2 separate regions of the Mus musculus genome follow, and region 1 is linked to region 2. Evidence: chromatin loops called from intact Hi-C (ENCODE). Cell type or tissue: left cerebral cortex. All regions are shown on one strand.

What was found. Hi-C counts contacts between places; a loop is a spot of excess contacts. Peaks named below come from ENCODE experiments on the same cell type or tissue, not always from the same donor. Only the 100,000 strongest peaks of a DNase experiment are listed, where the experiment ranks them.
Region 1: a loop joins it to region 2, with 5 times the contacts of the local background. A loop is called at or near these places in 2 of 42 quality-filtered maps.

Annotation. Positions count from the first base shown.
Region 1 is chr8:26,775,725-26,783,724 of GRCm38, reverse strand. No RefSeq gene overlaps it. Among named protein-coding and RNA genes, the nearest start is that of 2310008N11Rik, 45 kb to the left of the region's middle. In left cerebral cortex, no CTCF peak of the experiment used is centred here; DNase peaks (open chromatin) are centred at 2,944, 3,594, 3,773, 4,338 and 1 more place.
Region 2 is chr8:26,973,169-26,981,168 of GRCm38, reverse strand. Zfp703 (zinc finger protein 703) reads right to left here and starts at 3,833. Exons shown (of 2, transcript NM_001101502.1): 1 at 3,558-3,833; 2 at 1-2,601. The coding sequence starts at 3,815. The coding sequence ends at 1,075. Gm39150 (a long non-coding RNA gene) reads left to right here and starts at 5,254. Exons shown (of 4, transcript XR_001778540.2): 1 at 5,254-5,496. In left cerebral cortex, CTCF peaks have their summits at 4,398, 5,152 and 7,981; DNase peaks (open chromatin) are centred at 3,041, 4,133, 5,134, 7,674 and 7 more places; H3K4me3 peaks cover 5,047 bases; H3K27ac peaks cover 4,102 bases.

The sequences.
Region 1 (8,000 bases), 200 kb after region 2:
CTGCTTATACTTCATGGCTGTGTAGCTTAGTGTTCTTGTGAGACTCCCAGAAGTGGAGATAGTGGGTGTCTCTGACTCTTTTACCTGCTTTTGGGGCCCTTCCGTTGACACCCTTGGTAGGCTCATCTGGGGCAGAGTGGGGAGGAGTGGTGGGGGTTTGGAGAAGTGGAGGGAGAAGAAACTACAGTTGGGATGTAATGTATGCAAGAAGAATTAAAAAAATACTAATCATGAACAACCACACAAGAGATTCAATATTAGGCTGTCTTAAAATCTCCTTCACCAAAGAAATTGGTCAATTGATTTTCAATTTAGACTCTAGCAAATACTTAGGATGAGGGCAGAGAGCTGAATTCTTTATGATAAAACATCACACGACTGCTCTCTAGTCCGGTTGCTGATGCTGCTTCCCTCTGGAACCTTGAGCTGGGCCTCCAGGGTTCACATTGCTCCTAGAACTACTATCTTCCAGGCTCCTACAATGATGGCCACGAAGCTCTGCGTACAGCCTTCAACCACTTTCCTAGATCCGAGTCCCACCGTCTTCCACATTCCTCCAAAAAAAAAAAAATCCACACGCTCAGGTCTACTGTCATAGCAACAGCCCACTCCCTGGCACCAGCTTCTAGCTTAGTTTCTTTTCTATTGCTGTGACAAGACGTCATGACTAGGACAACATATAAAAGAAGTCATTTAATTGGACTTCCAGTTTCAAAATGTTAGAATCCCCAATAGTTCAACTTTCGAACTATAGTTTCCTAGTCAAGCTTTCTCTGGAGCCAGGAGCACTGGCCTAGAGACTGTGGTGGAGGAGGAGCCTGTGTTCACAGTGCTTTGACTTTCAGACTAAAGTGAAGACCTAGGTTGCACTTTATCTTCACTTTGGGCATTTGAGAGGAATGAGGTTGATTATTCTCTTCTTCAACTTAGCCTGGGGCCATTTTATTCTTCTTTCAACTCCATCTGTACAATGACCTAGGCTTGCATGTATGTTTTTTATATATATATATATAGTTCGAAAGTTGAACTATTGGGGATTCTAACATTTTGAAACTGGAAGTCCAATTAAATGACTTCTTTTATATGTTGTCCTAGTCATGACGTCTTGTCACAGCAATAGAAAAGAAACTAAGCTAGAAGCTGGTGCCAGGGAGTGGGCTGTTGCACACACAAATCTTAGAAGAGTAGTTAGCAAATTTACTAACCAGGCCTTTGCTTCGGGCTACTGTGAGGCATGAAGACCCTGGTAGCTTAAAGGTTGGCATCAACACCTTTAAAGCATTGATTGAGTTTTGAACCCAGAGGTAAAAAGGCACTTGTGGATTTCAAATATAGGATTTTTACCCCTCTGAGCATTTCCTGAGTCTCAATGGCTCTATTAAGGGAAGGCAAATGGTTATATTTCACAGTGTAAGCACAAATTAGATCATAACGAATGATTTTGATATAGAGTCTTGCTAGCCTTGATGAGATAGTAGTCTGTCAATCAACATGTCTGTGACTGGGCATTCTTTGGAGGGAGGGTGGTACTGCATCGGGCGGATGGACGTTTACTTGGTTGAAAGATCAGTCTCAGAGTCACCAATCTGGGGCACACTACCTTTCTTCCTTTCACCCTTCTTTCCAGCACCTGTTTTACATATTTTGAAATGCACCGGTTCTCCAGAGCTTCTAGGACATTGTTGTACGTGCCGGAGTGCCTGGTAGTGAGAGACCATGTTGTTTGCTTGTCTCCAGTGTGCTCCTGCAATGTTCACCTGTCTTAGCCTGTCCTATATTTTTTTCCTTTGCCTCCTTATTTCCCTATGATTTAATCTACAGAGTTGATGATCGTTGATCTGCTGGCTAACTTAGGGTATGGAGAACACATCCTATCTGTTCTAGAAGTGTCTAGACTTCTGTTGTGTTTAGCAGATGCGTAACTGAGTGTCTGCTGTGGTCGTCATCAGGAGTAGAGAGACCAATAAGAGTGGTTCCTTCATTTTGGGAGTTGTTGAGCACAGCCACCTTCCTTATTCTGCATCTCACGCCTGTGCGGTTCACGGTCTCTCCTCTCCTTACACAGACAAATGCCAGGTGATTTCCCCTACTTTTATGATGGACTCGCATTCTCTGCCTCTGTTTTCCATTTATATGGTCAAGTATGCACATATGTGCTCGGGAGAGTGGATTTCTTTCTAGACAGGTGTGAGACGTAGATCAAGAGGCATTTCCTAAAGGTTCCTGGACAACACTGGCTCCTGTGACTATTTCTCTTCAGCTCAGGGGCAGGGCCATCATGCCAAGCCACTCTAAAAGGCAGCTCCTGGACGTAATCGTCTGTGGAAAGAGCATCGTGAGGTTTGGGACAAGCATGGCAGGTGATCTTTCCAAAGAAAACATTGCTTCTCTCTGGTGGTGAGAAGTCTTGAGATCATTTCAGAAAGGCAGGAGAACACTTATTTTATTTTATTTTATTTTATTTTATTTTATTTTATTTTATTTTATTTTATGGTGGGGTCCTGTTGAAAAGAAGCCTCAGGAGTAGGATTTGTCACTCCGATCCTTGAGTAGATAGAAGCCAAAGAATCAATGTTGCCTTTGTGGGTGGGTGGTGGGTGAGCCTTCCTGAGAGCTTAGTACCCTGAGCTCAGTCCTGGTAACTTGAGTGAGGAACAGGCCATGCCTGTGACTGGACTCTTGTCCTTGTATCAAATCAGGTCCTTACTTTGGGAGGTCCTGTGGGTCTCTGGGCTGGTTCCTCTTGCCTCAGTTCATTTTGAGAGATCCCTAGGTGAAGAGAGATGGGCTGAAGGTAGACTCTTCGTCCCCCTTTGGCACCAGGCCACCCCCAGGGCTTCAGGGAGAAGAAGTATCAGCTGAGGGAATTGCTCACTTCTCACAGCCTAGGATGTGTGACAGGCGAAGACTCAGACAGCGGGGGCGGCGCTGGCAGGCAGAGTGGGACGGAGAGCTCTGCTGTCTGGCGGCTGTGACAGTGGGTACCTGCCTGCTGGCCTCAGCCCGCCCGCGCCACGCTGCCACCGCCCAGCCAGAGCTGACAGGCTGCCTGTTAATTGGGGAGGCGCAGGGGAAATCACGGAGGAGATTTGCTGGGGCTCGGCGCCCGTGTGATGCACTCCCGGGCTTAATCAGAGAGAGGGTTGTGCGAGAGAGAGGGCTGTGCGGACCCATAAGGCCTGTCACTGTCCTATACAAGCAAAGCCTGGCCGTAGGACTTCTTCTTCTTCTTCTTCTTCTTCTTCTTCTTCTTCTTCTTCTTCTTCTTCTTCTTCTTCTTCTTCTTCTTCTTCTTCTTCTTCTTCCTCCTCCTCCTCCTCCTCCTCCTCCTCCTCCTCCTCCTCCTCCTCCTCCTCCTCCTCCTCCTCCTCCTCCTCTTCTTCTTCTTCTTCTTCTTCTTCTTCTTCTTTTAGAAATTTCAACAAAAGAGAGGAGGAATGCAGACTGCAGTTTGGCTTTGGGGAAAGGGATGGGTGTTGCTGATAGAGGTGTAAGCTGGAACCCTAAGAAGTTGCACAAATGACCCCCACAGAGGGGATCCGGCTTATAGTCCTTTCCAGATCCTACGCGGTGAAACGTGGACTCTGTTTCCAGGTGGACAGGATGAATTATGTGGATGACTGCCCAGCAGGAACCCGAGACTCTTTGGAAGCTGTCTCCCTCAGGGGTGGGTTCAGACTCCACCAAGCCAGAAGGAAAGATGCTCTGAGGTCTAGCTTTGAGCTGACTTTTCTACTCTCTTCTACACTCTGCACACTGCAGCAGCACACACATGCACAGTAGCTCAGAGAGCAGCCATGGGAGACAGCCTCACTTTCTCACAGGTGGGAGGGCTATGAGAAAGGCTGAGTCTAGCCAGAGGTAGGGTTGGTGCAACTCCACTTTTAAATCGAGGTTTAGACGTGACGTTGAGGACTCTGAATACCTTTTCACTTCTTTCCCAGCTACTACCATTTCGGTCCGTGGATATGATTAAAATCACATCCTTAAGAGATTTACCCATTTTGATTCAGCCTTACCTCACAGCTGTATAGCACAATTTCCTGGGAAGCTTGTATTTTCAGTTCTGCCAGTAATTTCTCTCATAGAAGAATAAAGGAGGTGAAGACTGTATACACCTGGGGCTAATGTACATATGATAGGGCAAAAGCCAAGAGCTCTGCAGTGAGAGCCCAAGACCCTCCCAACGAATTTCATTGTCATTAAAAGCTAGCCTCTGCTAGAGCTCAGCTTTAGGCTTCCCCCTCACACCTGTGGGCAGGTGAGGGCCCAGCAGTGTTTCCATTCAGACAGGGGCAGTTCCTGTAGCTGACATTCTCCTGGAGTATGACAGAATGGGACCTGTGGGGAGAGTTGCCACGTCAGCACCCAGCCCTGCTTTGCGCTCCAGCAGCTAATTAAAGCCAGGAAGGTAATTTATTGCTGAGGGAGAATGTGCGGGAGGTTTGGCTTAGCTGAAATGGCCCCCAAAGAGTTATGGAAAGCTAAAGTGGGTTTTCAGAAGCAAAAGTTAATTGCTCTTCACTTAGCGTTTCAGTGTCATATGGCTCTGAGTTACATGCACGCTGAGCAGAGGACTTTACCCAGACATGAGGTAGGGAGGACAGGGCTATAACAGGGGTGGGGGTGGGGGTGCGGGGTCTGTGTACCACAGCCCGGGCTTCCAGATGGCTGGCGGCCCCTGATCATGGATTAAAAGTACTACCTGCCTTCCCACAGAGGGCTAAACCAGACCCGCTTCTTGCAAACTCAATCCAAGCTGAAGTGGGATAGGAGGCATCTGTGCCCAGAGAGTTCTGGTGGTGGTGGTGGGGGCTCCTGTGTGGGAATTTGGAGACTGTGACAAGTGGGGACATTGAGGACCCAATGCTATCCTGAGGTTTTAGTGACTTGGGCACGGTCCTGCCTCTGCCTCTCCATTTAATGCTGGCTAGCTTACATGGTGTAGTAGTTGGTGTTTTCCGATGCTATGATCTATTCTGCCCATCTCCAGGAGTTAGATGGATGATGGATGCTCTTAGGTTGGTAGCCAGACCTTAGAAGGCTTCGAGGTCACTGTGAATGAAGAGTAGATGCCTTCCTCATGCTCAGCATTGGAACTCACAACCTCCTCTTGACCTGGTAACCCCTTGTTATTTTTTTCTTTCCTAAGGAAAATATCACAACCACTTCCACTCTAAGATCGAAAGACCACATGGGAGGGAGGGAGTGTCATAGCTGACTCGTAAGACTTACAGTACTGCAAGTATGTTTGTGGGTGTGTGCACACTCATGTGCGTGCATGTGTGTGTGTGTGTTTGTGGTGTGTCAGGAGGGGCAGGAGGGTGGAATAGCAGTATTTGAGACCCATTGACTAAATGCTATTTCTAGATGAAGCATGCTATCTCATAAATTTATTGTATTTCTTTTCTATTTCTTCTTTGATCTACTCTGTTACATACTTTTTTTTTTATTATGAAAAATGTGGGAAGTGAGTCATACCTCGTGCCTGCCTGGGTGGAGCTGTAGAATTCTAACCCCCCCCCCCCAAATTATAAGCTTGCGCAGATACTATTGCTTCTTCCCTTAAGAATTTATTCAAATGGGCTGTCAGTCACCTGGATAGAAAATTGCCTCTCAGGAAGCTGCATCTAGAAGGTTTTAAAAAATGGTAGAAAATCCTGTCTTTGAATATAAATTGGGTGCCGGCCCCTGTGGTTTTTACACAACCTCCTCTTTGAGAGCATGTCACTTTATTCTGGAAGAAACACTTACCTGCTATGACACACTGATCACTCATGCGCAGACACAAGGTCAGGGTCGGGGAAAGGGAAAGGGAAGGCTGAGATCTTGGTGACACTTTGACCCATTTGGCAGAGAAGAAGACCAAATTTCTGACTGGTACTTGGAAGCCTGGATAGAAACTGGTTTGAATTACACACAGGTGCATGGGCATCTCTTGGCGCTTTCAGTAAAATCAGGAAATGCTCTTGTACTGAACCGACGATGGAACTCAGAACCCAGGAGAACATGATGCAGATTCTCGTTTTCCACAGATACCATGACACGGCACCTTCAGGGCACCAGAGTGTGGACGGAGACTTTTCTGTTACCTGTCAGGGTTTAACCTCTCTTGTGCAAGAAGGCTGCAGAAAGCTGTCATGTTCATTCTATGACTGACAACAGACAGTGTCTGCGGCCCCCAGGGCTTCGTGAGCAGTCCGGCTTTATGCCATGTCTGCTCCTTGTTAAAGACGTTATGGTAGCCCATCTCATCCTTCATGAAAGACACAGGTGGTATTTTCATCTATAGCCTACATTCTTCCACTGTCCTCAGAATCCACAACTTCATGGCAGTATTTGGGGTGGGGCAGGATGAGGGATGATGTTTCCAAGAATTCAGAATTAAGGCACATTAGCAAGTTCTAAATGCAGTTTTTTCTTTCTTTTTGTCTTTCTAGAAGAACGTACGGTCATTTTCAACCTCTCAAAATTCTGATGTTGAAATGACATTTCTGTATTCTCCTTGACCCTATTGTCAAAGCTAAGTTGGACAGTGATAATCAATGACTGCAGGGCCTGGGCTGAAGTCCCTCTGTCTCTCAGCTAAGCTCTCCATGCTGTTTGGAATAACTCCCAGCTATTGTGCCTCTTCCTAGTCTGCGTCTTTATCCCTTCACTGGGCAAGGTGAGCAGCCTGGGGTCAGACTGTGCACCATGCTGTAGTGTGGACTCCACACTTGTTCCCCGTTGGGTCCCTATGCTTGAGTAGACTTGTCTCGGGAAAGGAACTCTGTCGACCTCTGAGATTATAGTCCCAATCCATTTCTGTTCCATTATTAATGACTCTAAACTCAAGCTATACAGCAGCTGCTGGTGGGGGAGGAGAGGAGGAGAAGAAAGAAGAAAATCAGAAAAATGCTTCACCTATGTTACTTAACCCTCTCAGGAGATGGGAGTGCCTTTCAGTAGGGCTGGAAGCTAACATCTCTCACCGCTTCAGAGCCCAGGACTTCAGGGCATGGAATAGCAGCAGCCACTGCTGCTTCTTAAACAGAGACCTTGTTGTACCCAGTGGCAAAGAGCCCACAAATAACTGAGCTGTACTTTGGAAGTGGGTCTGATGAGCCTTTTAATAGGAGAAAATCATCATTATTTCCCAAGAGCTCACATTCCCATAACATTTTTATTAGCAGCTTCTCTTCTAAATAAAGTTCAGTGGATTGACTTCGGTGGCGCTTTCTCATTTTGAACGTTCCCTTAAATTATGGCCCTGAATGTAGCCCCATCACCACTGCTGATATTATCAACATCAGCAACTCCATTGTGATGTTTATGCTGCACTTAGGAAGCTCTCAAAACACTTCAGGTATATTACCTCATTTGTCCTCATCTCTTCCTAAGCAGGGGACGGCATACCAAGAACCCGCACAGGACAGATCTCTCTGTTCTCTGCCTCTGTACGTGAAAACCCTTTTTGGGTGTGGCCATGAAGATGCCCTCTGACCCTTTCTTCTGTGTGTTGCTCCACTTTAACCTAGAGCACAGAGGATTGCTTTGGGATCAGTCACAGCCATTCTGAGCCTGGGTCCCTCAGAGGACTTGGCTCCAGGGATGGTGCTGGTGGGGGAGGTGGAGGTGGAGGGCACAAACCCTTGTGTGAGTTTGTGGAACAGGGACAGGACCCTTGGGAGTCCCCTTGGCCACCTAGGTATTGACATGAGCTCTTTGGCTCCAAAAGGCCAAACCTACTTTAAAAAGTAGCACCCTGGAAATACTAGAGAGATACCAGCTGGCAGGGGTGGGGGGAATCAAGAGATCTGCATTTTATTTAAAAAAAAAAAAAGAGCTACTCATTGAACTGCTTGTGAAATGACCTGGAACTGTTACCCTGATCCTGTAGTGGTGAATGCAGCCAGCCCTGCCCTATTTGTTAAGGCTCGAAGCCCAGGGCAACAGGGAGATAAGACATAACTACCTAGGCAACGGGACAGTGAGGGGTGTGGTGAAGGATGCTTTTA
Region 2 (8,000 bases):
CAGAGCTCCTAAAGTTGTCTGGTCTGCTGACTTGAGGACTGGTAAGCTTTGGAGGGATCCATCAAGGATCCCCGACCCCACCCCTATCGCCAGGGGAGGGGGCGGGTCACAGTCCCAACTAGGGAGAGAAAAAATAAAATAGTAACGATAAAGTACTTCACAAAATATAAAGAGCAATTTCGTGCCAGCGGGGCCTTCTAAGACATTTAATTGGATGTGTCAGGTCCCTGTCAGCCGGCAATTTGACTGCACCGCAAGGTGTGGGTCCCTGAGGGGCCAGGAAGGTAGAAGTCTTGGCAGGCTCAGTTGGAGGCCATTGGGTCACTGCTGGTGGCACAGGGACTTCCCGAACTGAGCACCCTGGAGGGTCAAGGCTGTGATTTGATTTGGGGGCTCAGGGCCTAGAACCAAGTGCTCATGTGGGAAGTGGGGGGAGGGGGGTTTGTTGTGTAGTACCACACAGCCCAACAGAATTCTGGTTCATCAGAGCTCAAGACCTCCAGCCACCAAGTTGTTCCCCCTTGAACCCCCCCAAATTGTTACATTTTTTTTTTGTACAAAGGGAAAAAAAAGAATTAAAACTTCACATGGAATGAAACAAGATGGGGTGGGAAGGAAAAGGGAAGATATGCAGTTTTAACAGTTAAGACTCATGCAAGAGACTTCCCAAGATGGGGGAAACTGAAAGTGTAGGACCCCAACTCTTCCTTCATTCCTTAACACCAAACCAGTCAAAATCAAACAACCCAAAGCCTTAAAACATATACCCAAGAAGAAGAAAATAAGCAAAAGAAGGGAGAGGGGTGGGGGGAATCATGGAGTTACCTGGGTGGTTAATATTATTATTTGGGGGAGACAGACTTTTTGCATACCACTGACTCATGTGGTCATTAATGCACTTATGTTCCCAGCTTGTAAGCTAACATTATAGTAAATAAATACACAGTCCGGTGGGGGAGGGGCTGGGCTGGATCCTGGTAGGGGTAAGCGGTAGTGGAGCTTGCAGCGTCGAAGGCAGTGGGACGTGAGAGGAAGGGGTGGGTGGGGAAGGGCTGGGAGGGGCCAGAGCTGTGGTTACTGGTATCCAAGCGCAGAGGCGGAGGCTAGTCTCTGTCCATACAGTGCGTATGGCGAGTAGTAGGGTCCGGCTGTGGGAAGGGACGGCACTGCCAGGCCCCCAGCTGTAGATAAGTGGCTCTTGCCATAGGGGTGGTATCGGCTTAGCCCCAAAGTGTGTGGACTCCGCAAGGACAGCGACCCGGGGCTGCCTGGGGCAGCGGGCGGGGGGAGATGCAGGTGACAAGAGGCTGCGGCTGCAGCGGCTGCAGCGGCACTGCCCAAGCTCGACGCCCCGGGGTAGGCGGCCAGAAGTTTCTCTGCGCCCGGCAGGGCTGTGTGAGTCCGTAGATGGCTGAGCAGCTCCTCAGAGGTGGCAAAGCGCTTGTCGCAGGGCCCGCTGGCCGCCACCCAATTGCAGCTGTGTGGCAGCGGTTCGTTCTGCAGCATGAAGCCATAGGTGTAGAGAGGATGGCCCGGGAGAGCGGCCTGGGCGGCGCTGGAGGAGAGCGCCGCAGGTTGCAAGGGGTGCCCCGGGTACACCAGAGGGTAGCCACTGGCCTTAAGGCTGGGCCCGGTCGGATCGTGCGCGCTGCAAGTGGAACAGCTTGAGCCGCCGAGGTGCGAGGCGCTGTGGTAGCCTCCTAGACAGTAGGGGTCACGGCATAATCCCTGCAGGAAGGAGGGTGGGGAGGCCCCCGTGAGCGGGCTGGAGCTGGGGGGCTTGCCTGGTGGCAGGCCCAGGCCCCCGGACAGCTGACCTCCCACCAAACCAGACTTGCTAGGATCCAGGCCAGGAACGAACTGAGACGGGTAGCCGGCGTAGGCGCCCACGATGGAGCCGTGGTAACCGATGCTGGAGGGCGGTAGTGGGAACACCGAGTGGCCTGGTTTGTAGGGTGACACTGGAGCCACGTGGCCCGCCCCCACCAGGGCGGAGGGCGGCTCTGACTTGCGCCCCGATGCGGTGGCTTCCGGGCCACCGTGAGCCGAGTCCCCGCCGCTACCTCGGCTCCCAGCGGCTGGCTCGGGACTGGGTTTGGCTTCCTGCTCTTTCTTGTCCAGTTCGCCGGCCCCGCCGCCGCCGTTCTTGCAGTCTGAGTGGTGTGGTGAACCTCCGCGGGAGCCGCCGGGAGAAGACGAGTTTGATGAGGTGGAGACCGATGCCCCGTGCGGGGGAAAGGGAGGGCAGGCGGCGCTGGGGACCCTGAAGCCCGCCTTGTCTCCGGGGGACGAGGAGGACGAAGAGGTGGTGGAGGACACCGACGAGGAGCCGCTGTCTTTGCGGGAGTCGCCGCCTCCGGAGCCCTTAGAGTAGGGCTTGAAGCTCGACTTGTCCTCCGCGGGGGAGTCCCCCAGCTGCTTGAGCGCCGCGGCCGCGGAGGCGGCGCCGGGGGCGGAGCGGCTCGGGTCTTTCTCGGATCCCAGCCCGTTGGCCGCCGCCGCCGCTACGGAGTTGAGCTTGGATGAGGGCGGCGGGTCGGGCTTGCCGATCTGCGAGCAGGTCTGGGCTAGCAGAGCCAAAGGACTCTTCTTGGCGTCCAGCTGCGGGAGACAGTGGCAAAGGGGAGGGAGAAGGGGGTGAGACTGGGAGACTCACTAAGCGCGCGCGGAGAAGCTGAGCCGAGCACTGTGGGCGAGCGAAGGGAGCTGAGCGAGGAGGGTCACGGAAGGAGGGCCTGGCTCTGGCCGAGTAGCTGGGCGGAATGACACTTGCCTTGTGGGTTAGTCCCCGAGTGTGACATGGGCGCTGGCGCGCAGGAGAAATGGCTCAACCACAGCCCTCCCGGTTAAAGGTGACTTCTCTGTAATCCGGATGGTGATTCGCCCCTTTCCAGATAATTTTCCCATCTTTTTGGGCCAGGGAAAAACTTAAGCCTTTAGTTTGGGAGAACTTCGTTTGGGACGGGTTTCTGGTGATGGCGCTCGGTGTAAGAGCAGGGAGAGGCGCCTTCTAAAGGCAGAGCCGCAGTTGGCCCTGTGAGTAGCCCCTCCCTCTCTCCTTCCCTCCCTTTCTCCCTCCCTCCCGGGGAGGACACCCAGAGAAGTAAGATGAAGAAAGACCCAGGATCCCGAGTGCCTGGTTGTCTGCACTGTGCCCCTAAACAGACGGGGGAAGATGCAGAGGGACACCGGGTGGAGGCGAGGGAGGCCCAGAAGCCGTCTTTGGACAGGACTCTAAGGGGCCAGAGGAAAAGTAAAGGACTCTGGGCACCATAAGAGCAAATCCAGTCGGTTAGAAAACACGCAGCTCCAAAGGGCGACTGGGCAAAACCCTTCCACCCATGAGTCTAGGGAGAACCTGGGCGGGCGGGGAGGGGGGTGTCTGGTTCCTGCCTTCCGTCCCTCCTCAGGAGGTCCGCCTGCGTGGCCAGCTTCGGGCCTCGCGTCGCTACGGGAGGTGGGGTGGGGTGGGGGGTGGTGGAGGGAGCAGAGCCATGGGCCCAGCATGGGTGGAGGAGTGGGGTTCAGTTCTGGGTGGGCAGCGCCCGGAGACTGACCTCAATTGGGCTGACGGGTGTGGAGGACAGCGGTTGCAGGTACTCCGGGTGCAGGAGGTGACCGGTGTGAGCGCTCAGCATCTTCAGGACCCTGATAGGGAGCCGGTTCGCCTGGCGCAGGGGGTCCGCCGGGGGCAGGAGGGACACCACTGCCGGCACCGCCGGCCTCTTCCCGCCGCCGCCGCCGCTGCTGCTGCCGCCGCCGCTGCCGCTGCTTTCGGGTGTCCTTGGGTTAGATCCAGCGGGCGAATCGCTCATTTGGAGGAGGCAGTGCCACTGGGGGGGCGGGGAGGGAGGGGAAGCTCCGGGAGGCGAGCTCCCGGGGCGGGTGGGCTCGCTCCGCTGCGTCGAACGCCGTGCAGCAGCCGCTGCGCCTCCGTGCCGCCTCCCCTCCTCCACCGCCGCCGCCGCCGCCGCCGCCGCCGCCGCCGCCGCCGCAGCTAGCCCAGGCGAGCAACACAAAAACCTTCGCCTTCCGCGAGCTGCACGTCAAATAGCCGCGATCTGCAGCCACACTTCAAAGGGATCGCCGCGCCCGCCCAATCGCAGCTCTCTCCCGGACCCCGGGGCGGGGAGAGCGGAGGGCGGAGGCGGGCGCCGCCGGTGGGCGGGGAGAGTCTTAAAGCGCCCTAGCCGGTCGCCGCCTCCCGGCCTTCGCCCAGCGCTGGATCTGCTCCCCTTTGCGGGTTGTGCCCGGCTGCCCTAGCCCACGGGTCACCCAAGGGACGGGACTTCTGGACACGGGCTCTGTGCCCTCTCCTGTTGCCTGCTGCTTCCCACTAGTGTCTAGGGTGGAGACCGGGGTGGGAACGCAGGGCGCCTGCTCCGGTCCTAGGATCCAAGCCTCTCCCCGGGACCGCCGGGGGGCGGGCTACGCCTCGGGAGCTCGGCAGCTTCTCCGAGCTGCTTCGGCCGGTTCTCTTTCCCCTAATTGGCCTCTCCCGGATGTGTTCACTTGGAAGCGCCGAAGCCTTGGGGGCATCCACTATTCCCTGGGCGCTGCCTGAGCCCTTCCAACTACTTTGAGCCTGTCCAGTCAGACTGGAAGTGGAAGGACTCCCTTCCCGGTGAGACGGTCTAGGTGAAGCGTGGTTGAAGGTTTGGCTCCCTGGCCAGGAAGCGTCACCTCAAAGCTCCTGGAACGCCCCCAGGGGCGCTCTGAATTATAGATCGTGTTTGGTGTGTTTCAGGGTTCTTGTCCCGTTTAAAGTCATAAAGCTACCTCACTGTGCTGTGACGAGCTGAGCTGCCGTTTGGCGGCGACGTGGTTGGAGGTAGCATCAAAGTAGAGGCCGATGTCCTAGAGGAGGGGGGGGGTCTCAGCATTGCAGGACGACACAAACTCTAGAGACTGCCCCATTGGTTTCCCCTCCGGCGAAATTTCGAAATAAGACCTTTTTATTAATAATAACAGTACCCTCTCGGATTCCCCCAAGCCTTCCGGAAAAAGTACGTATTTACACTTGGCAGAGATTTTTACATAGTCATGGTCCTGACCATAAAGTTCTAGATCCTTGGCTCAATCGACTGAGCTTGGTCCTTTGTGCCCCAGCTCTGGAGTGACCACTTTTGCGTGCCCTCAGTGGCCAGTGGAGGCGCGCTGGTGTCGCTGTTCCTTTTGAATACCCTTTTCCAGTCGTGATTTGTCAGTCACTCTGACCATCAAGTTCTGACTTTGTAGGAGTGTTACCCAGGACTATCTGGTTCTGACTGCCTGATGCTGACTCACGGTTGTTTTTTTTTTTTTTTCCCTGACTCTGATATCATTGACTCAACACAACGTGAGAGCAAGAGATTCCAAAGGGGTCGTCAAAGTGAGCGGAAGGAGCGAATCATAGAACAATCATGAACTTCATGATGTGCAGGAGAGAAGGCGGCAGGCAGCTTCCAAGGCCACATCCGTCATACACAGAACTCAAACTCTCCCTGGAGCCACAAGGTTTGATAAATAAATGTGCATAGGTTTCTCAGAAATTACCCGACTGTCCCTTCCCTCTCTTTAGATCTTATAAATTTAGTGAATAGCCAGAGATGCCCTGACTCTGATGATATGGTCCATATTGCAGCAGGAGGGGCAAGAGAATGAATGGAAGGGAGGAGGATTTTCTCATTTATTTTATAGTACAAAGTTTTACTCTCTTCCCGCAACTCCCATAAGCTCAGCTCATGCCAGCCTATGCCTTCTGACCTCATGGTCATTGCGAACACTTATCTGTAAAATTCTACTCCAAGCTGGGTCTGCAGCCTCGTTCTTGTAAATGCAGCACCCAGGAAGCTGAGGCAGGAGAGTCACACCATGAATTTGAGACCAGCTTGGCATACCTAGTGAGTTCCAGTCTAGCTTGTGCTACAGAGTGAGACCCTATCTCCCAACAAACACAGTCCACCGCGATTGAAGGGTTACTTCAACTTAACCCAGGCCTTTGGCCTTTGGGAGAGAAAAGAGTGGAAGAAGGATGGGTTGTAGAAGCGATGGCCTTTGTGGATATGTTGGAGGAAAAACTGGGAAGAAGGTAGAGTTTGGAGACAGAGACAAAAGTCTCCTGGGTTATTGTAACCAGTCCAGCTGGGGGCGGGGTGGGAGGAGAGGGAGGGAGAGAGAGAGAGAGAGAGAGAGAGAGAGAGAGAGAGAGAGAGAGAGAGCCAGCCTAGAAACCATTCTAGGAGCAGAGCAGATGTGTGTTAGAAATGATTAATGGGAAATAAGTTAGAGGGAAAGAGAGTAGACACTTAGGAATGTGGGTGGGAAAGAGAGGGCAGGAGGCTGCAGAAAGGACGGTGGAGTATTTTTATTTGGAGAGTAGAAAGATGTCAAATGAACAAAAGGAAGAAGGGGAGCAGACAGGATGTCCCGGCTGGGCAGGCTAGGGTGCAGGCGATTTCCCCACGGAATGATACATTGTCCTTTTAAGAAACTTAGTTCTCTAAGCTCAGAGCAGTTAGCATGGACAGGGCTAATGGTGCCAGGTGCCAGACGCCAGGCCTGTTTCCTGCTCCTGTACAGTATGTAGGACACACACACTCCACAGCACACACAGAGGGTAGGGACAACTCCTTGGGGGTGCTGGTAAGGACAAGAGAGCTTCCTTGATTGGATTGATCCAGTTTCCTTGTGAGAGAAAAATTAAAAAAAAAAAAAAACCAAAACACCGTGAGCTAGGCCCAAGGCCTAATTAAAACACTTGCAGAAGAGTATTGAGATTGCGATTTGACATTTACTTAGCAAAATTGTTACCCCATACAGAGCACGACACTGGGCCTCAGCCGCCTAAAAGGAAGTTCAGTTTTCAAAGGAATGGCTTGCCACCTGGGTGAGAACATGACTCATTAATCAACCCGGACCCGTGTTTACTGAGGGCCAGCTGTGGGCAGAGCATTGCCTTAGGAATGTGGTTGAAAAAAAAAAGACCCTGTTAAAAAAAAAAAAAAACCGGTTGCAGTGCAGGGGCATACAGCGCATGTCCTTCCCTCACAGAAGTGTGGCAGATGCAGAGGACCTCATTTGTCAGCCCTTCGCTGGTTACCCTGGAAATGACAAGCAGTGGTTTACCTAGGACAGGGCTAGAGCTACTTGAAGCTGTTTCTAGGACACTGGAGTGAAGAATGGGCTGCCTGTTAGTCCTTTTTCTGTCTAGCACGCAGGGTCTTGCTATGTAGCTCAGCCTGGTTTAGGACTCAAGATCTCCCTAGTAGGAACTACAAGCGAGCTTGATTTTATGCAGTGCTTTAAATAATATTGGATGCTGTAAACAGCCCAGCTAGAGCTATGAGTGAGGAATGGGTCTGTTATTTACCTGAAGTTCCTGGAGTCAGGTCACTGGCAACCAGGCCTTTAAGGCACGCTGCTGCTGAGGTGACCCTGGGTACATTGTCTCCCCCTCCCCCAATATGCTTCAGTTTCCCCATGCATAAAATCTGAGAGTGGCCATCCCAGTCCCGGGAGGCCAGAGGCAGACAGCACATGTGGAGTGTTGAGACAAAGGATCCCAGGTAAAGGAGGCCTGGGATTTGGTGTTCTTTCTGCCTCTAGGGAACGTCGTCGCTAAATAGAGTTTAGGTGGTAACTGCGTCACCCATCAATGTCTGGATCCCAAAGATCTCAGCCTAGACTGGGAATTCCACGGAACTGGTAACAGACCTTCCTCCGGGCTCCAGTCCAATGTATCTTTAAAAAAAAGTCCCTCAAAAGCTATTGTAAAAAAAAAAAAAAGCCTTTAGAAAATTGTGGATATTTATAGTTTTTTTTTCACAGACTTCAATTTACATAAAATTTGCCACCCAGGAAAAAAAGGCCTGAGTCAGGTGGAGAGCAAGAGGTGGTAGATTTGTTGTGAAGGGTAATGGGCACTTTTCACTCCTTGCTAGGGCGGAATTGCCTGAATGATCACCGCATGCATAATACTCAAACCCTAGTGGCAACATCATGAAATAATATCTCACCGG